2 separate regions of the Homo sapiens genome follow, and region 2 is linked to region 1. The links are chromatin loops, found by intact Hi-C in ENCODE. Cell type or tissue: heart right ventricle. All regions are shown on one strand. Region 1 overlaps HERC2 (HECT and RLD domain containing E3 ubiquitin protein ligase 2). Region 2 overlaps HERC2 (HECT and RLD domain containing E3 ubiquitin protein ligase 2).

Region 1 (2,500 bases):
TATTTCTCTATATTTAGTTTTCTAGAATGAGCTTGTGTCACTTTTAATAGAAAAAAACATTTTTTGATCTCCTGCTATTGAAAGACATTATGCTAAGTCTTTTCGGGGAAAGTCCTTTTCTGTGATCATTGCTCTCTAGGGTTTGGATGAGGAGAGGAAGTGAATGCAGATGGCTCTCTTTGTCCTCTGGGGTCAGGAGGCGGTGAGGCATGTGAGTGGTTCCACAGGCATCTGGAGCCAGTGGCAGCTGAGCACTGGACGGGCAGCCTTTGAAGGCTGTGGCAGACAGATGCCAGCAGACAAGCACTTTGCTGGTGGTGGACCAGGAGGAGAGGAGTGAAAGTGGCGAGTCTTTGGAAGCGTGTTGAGCAGCTCTGCATTGCTTGGAGCTCAGGGTTTGTCGATGAGTGGTGGGGCTGAAGCTGGATGGGTGGGTGACATCCTGTTACAGAGTACCTGGGAGACCAGGGTGAAACTTGAGGCCCACTTGGAAAGCTGTGGTAGGGGCCACATGGTAAGCATTGACCTTCGGGTGATACACCTGCTAGGAAGGTATAGGAGTATCTGAAACAGGAGATGACAGAGATGGAGAATTGCTCCTGCGTCAGGTGATGAGGGGGAAGGCATGAAAAGGGAAAGAAGGTTCTGGTGGAAGGAAGGTGCCATCCACTGTGATGGTGTAGTCTTGTAGATGATAACTTTATGGGGAACCAGCAAAAAGTGGAAGGTGACTCTGCTGTTTCAAGCTTGAATTGAGGGGAGAATAGTGAGTGGTGCGTTTGAAAAAAATATGCAAGTCCAGTAGAATGTGGAGTATGTGGGTTTGTTTCTTAATCTTAAGAGGAGAGGATGTTATGAAATTAATTTTAAACCTGCTGAGGATGAAAGAAATCAATTGAAAGTATAGAATCAATTAATAGTAGAGGTTATAGGGAACATGAAGATTTCCCAGTTGTAGAGATTGGAAGATTGGAGCCTGGGAATTGGATTGGCTGTTCTGTTCTGCACTCAGCCCAATGAGCAGTGACAGCAGACCTGAATCAGGATGATCAAGTCTGTGCTTTGGGCCGAGCAGGGACTCCTAACAGAGCTAGATTGACAAAACTGCCGTGCACCTGTTTTTGTAAATTTTTATGGGAACACAGACACACCACTTGTTTACACATCGTCTCTGGATGCTTTTGCTCTGCAATGGCAGAGCTGAGTAGTTGGGACAGAGACTGTACAGCCCATCAGCCTAAACTATTTACTCTCTGGCCCTTTAAGAGAAAGATTTCCAGCTCCTGGTCTAGTTAGTTGAAATTGTCACTGAAGAAAACCAGCACATGCAAATGCTGTGAGTACCTGGATGAGTACCTAGATGTGTGAAGTGGGCTTGAGGGCAGTGGATCTCCCTGGGGCTGTGTCAAACAGAGTCCTAAAGGCTGCACCTAAAGCTACTCATAACAGACAAAAAGCCATCACCCTGAGCACATGACACATTTGGAATTGGGGTCACTTAATGATCTCAACAAAGCTTAGCTGGAAAAGCTACAGCTAGAAATATGCACGTGGGATGTGTCTGTGTCAGGGGTTACTGAAGCCGTGAGTGAACACGAAAGAGAGTGTGTAGGTCAGGCATGGTGGCTTATGCCTGTAATCCCAACACTTTGGGATGCCGAGGCGGGTGGATCACCTGAGGTCAGGAGTTCGAGACCAGCCTGGCCAACATGGTGAAACCCCCATCTATACTAAAAATACAAAAATTAGCCGGGCGTGGTGGCGTGTGCCTGTAGTCCCAGCTACAGGGAAGGCTGATGCAGGAGAATCGCTTGAGCCAGGAGGCAGAGGTTGCAGTTTGCCAAGATTGTGCCACTGCACTCCAGCCTGGGCAACAGAGTGAGACTCCATCTCAAGAAAAGAGAAAGAATCAGACCAAGTGCAGAAATCTGGGAAGGAGCATTTGCTGGCTCTAAGAGACAGATGCACTAATGAAGGACAGAGACCAAAAGCAGGCAGTGAAAGTGGTTTAGAGTCTAGTTTTTTTTTTTTTGTTTTGAGATGGAGTCTCGCTCTGTCACCAGGCTGGAGTATGGTGGTGTGATATTGGCTCGCTGCAACCTCCAACTCCCTGGTTCAAGCAATTCTCCTGCCTCAGCCTTGCGAGTAGCTGGGATTACAGGCACGCACCACCACGCCCAGTTAATTTTTTTTTTTTTTTTTTTTTTTTTTTTTGAGACCGAGTCTTGGTCTGTCGCCCAGGCTGGAGTGCAGTGGCACAATCTCAGCTCACTGCAAGCTCCGCCTCCCAGGTTCATGCCATTCTCCTGTGTCAGCCTCCCAAGTAGCTGGGACTACAGGCGCCCGCCACCATGCCCAGCTAATGTTTTGTATTTTTAGTAGAGATGGGGTTTCACCGTGTTACCCAGGATGGTCTTGATATCCTGACCTTGTGATCCACCCGCCTTGGCCTCCCGAAGTGCAGGGATTACACGCGTGAGCCACCGCACCCAACCTAGAG
Region 2 (2,500 bases), 53 kb before region 1:
ATTTTAAAGCAGGTTAATATTTTGATGACTGAGAGTTTTGTGCGCCCATATGGTGTTTATTGTTTTCTAAGCTTCTGAGATAAGTTGCAGAGTAAGAAGTTTACTCTGTGTCATTGAATGGTATTTGAATTTCATTTGCCTTCTTGTTTATATTCCCCTCCATTAGTATAGGAAAGCTACGACAATCATTAGTATAGAAATCATTTACTTTGAGGGTATTTAAATTACTGTTGAGAAACACCTTTTTTGTTGCTGATGTTAACTTATGGTAAGTTCCTAGGATAGAATTTTTCCCCTTACTGCAGTGTGGTTTTTCAGCTGAATTATTTTATATACTGACATTTCTGCGAAACACCCTTTGTGTTGGCCATGTTAGATTTACCAGGAAGGAAAAATAGAATATTTTGCTAAGTGTTTAAATAGAAACAATGTTTTAAATATCAGTTATATCTAACTGAGAGAACAATAGATTTCTTCTTAGGAAACCTTCCTCACTGAAGAGTGTGCTATGCATTGTTAAATCTCGGATGGGAGAATATGATCTAATAGTTAATTAAAAGCACCTTGTTTCTTTCTGACTGAAAATCTGAATGAGGAGGAGAAAAAAAAACAGATCCTTTTTGTATCCTAGTATTATGATCTTTGTAGACTGTGGGTCCTAACGAATTGTAGCTGACAAAATACAGCAGTTTTAATAACACACCCAAAGCAAATGAATTGTGCTTAATATTAAAGCAAAGCAGATTATCCTCAAGAAGTTAATGTTAAAAGCTGTCTGACCTGAATGGCCTAGGAAATATCTTTCTTGCAGCGGAAGTCATAGGCTTGAAGCTGCATCTGCATCCCTCTTCCCTTGTAGGGAAGAAGGTGATTGATGTGGCTGCAGGCTCCACCCACTGCCTGGCTCTGACTGAGGACAGCGAGGTCCACAGCTGGGGGAGCAACGACCAGTGCCAGCACTTTGACACCTTGCGCGTGACCAAGCCAGAACCTGCAGCATTGCCAGGACTGGACACCAAACACATAGTGGGAATTGCCTGTGGGCCTGCCCAGGTACTGAATATAGAGCTTGATTTGGTATTTTGGAGGATTTTGGTTTCCAGTTGTTCATTACCAGTATGTAGAAAATACCACTGAGTTTTGTTTGTTGTTCTTGTGTCCTGCAGTTGTGCTAAACTCATTTATTATGAGCTTCACTGTAGTTTCCTTGGGTTTTCTTCATGGACAATTAAATGCTATCTGTATAGAGGGGCAGTTTCATTTCTTCCTTTCCAGTCTGCTCGCCTTTTATGTCTTTTCCCGGCCTGATTGCCCTGGCCAGGACTTGCAGTGTGAAGCTGAATAGGAGAGGTGACAGTGGGCACCCTGCCTTGATCCTGACTGTAGGGGAAGGCAGTTCAGTCTTTCACCATCAACTGTGATGTTAGCTGTGGGTATTTATGTAGATGCCTTATTATCAGATTAAGGGAGTGTCTTTAATTCCCCGTTTTAGAAGCTTCTAAAAAATCCTGACTGGATGTTAAAATTTGTTAAATGCTTTTAATCTTCTCAAATGAAATGGTCATGCAGTTTTCCTTCTTTAGTGTGTTAGTATGGTGTATTACATGATGCTTTTTACTTTTCTTTTTCTTAAACATTTTTTTTTTTTCTTTTTTGGAGATACGGTTTCACTATGTTGCCCAGGCTGGTCTCGAACTCCTGAGCTCTAGCGATCTGCCTGCCTTGGCCTCCCAAAGTGCTGGGATTACAGGTGTGAGGCACTGCACCAGCCTGATTTTTAAATACTGATCAAGCCTTGTGTTACTTGGATAGGCATCACTTGGCCACAATTTACTACTCTTTTTTTTTTTTTTTTTTTTTGCCAGATGGAGTCTCACTCTGTCACCCAGACTGGAGTGCATTGGTGCAATCTCAGCTCTCTGCAACCTGTGCCTCCTGGGTTCACGCAATTCTCCTGCGTCAGCCTCCTGAGTAGCTGGGATTATAGGTGTGCACTACCATGCCTGGCTAATTTTTGTATTTTTTTTTTTTCTTTTTAGTGGAGATGGGGTTTCACCATGTTGGCCAGCCTGGTCTCCAACTCCTGACCTCAAGTGATCCATCCTCCTTGGCATCCCAAAGTGCTGGGATTACAGGTGTGAGCCACTGTGCCTGGCCCTATTCTGTTTCTGTATTGCAAAATTTGACTTGCTAACAGGTTGTTGAGGATTTTTCTGTTGATGCTCATTAGAGATGTTGGTTTGTGGTTTTCTTTCTTTGTGTTATACTATCTTGTCTGACTTTCTATCAGGGGAAAGCTGACCTTATACAAAATATTGGCATGTGTTCCGTCCTTTTTCATTTTCTATAAGGGATTGTGTAGAATTAGTGTTATTTCTTCTTTAAATGTTTTTGAATCCCATCTGAGTCTGGAGATTGCTTTCTAAAAGATTTTACGCCAGACACAGTGGCTCACGCCTGTAATCCCAGCACGTTGGGAGGCCGAGATGGGTGGATCACC

The links. A loop is a pair of places that touch in the nucleus more often than their neighbours do. Peaks named below come from ENCODE experiments on the same cell type or tissue, not always from the same donor. Only the 100,000 strongest peaks of a DNase experiment are listed, where the experiment ranks them.
Region 2: it touches region 1 in a loop (18-fold over the local background); 2 of 110 quality-filtered maps call a loop at or near these places.

What each region holds. Positions count from the first base shown.
Region 1 is chr15:28,206,547-28,209,046 of GRCh38, reverse strand. All of the region lies in intron 44 of HERC2 (HECT and RLD domain containing E3 ubiquitin protein ligase 2), which reads left to right. Among named protein-coding and RNA genes, the nearest start is that of OCA2, 110 kb to the right of the region's middle. In heart right ventricle, no CTCF peak of the experiment used is centred here; no DNase peak of the experiment used is centred here.
Region 2 is chr15:28,259,330-28,261,829 of GRCh38, reverse strand. HERC2 (HECT and RLD domain containing E3 ubiquitin protein ligase 2) reads left to right here. Exons shown (of 93, transcript NM_004667.6): 16 at 860-1,053. Among named protein-coding and RNA genes, the nearest start is that of HERC2, 62 kb to the left of the region's middle. In heart right ventricle, no CTCF peak of the experiment used is centred here; a DNase peak (open chromatin) is centred at 965.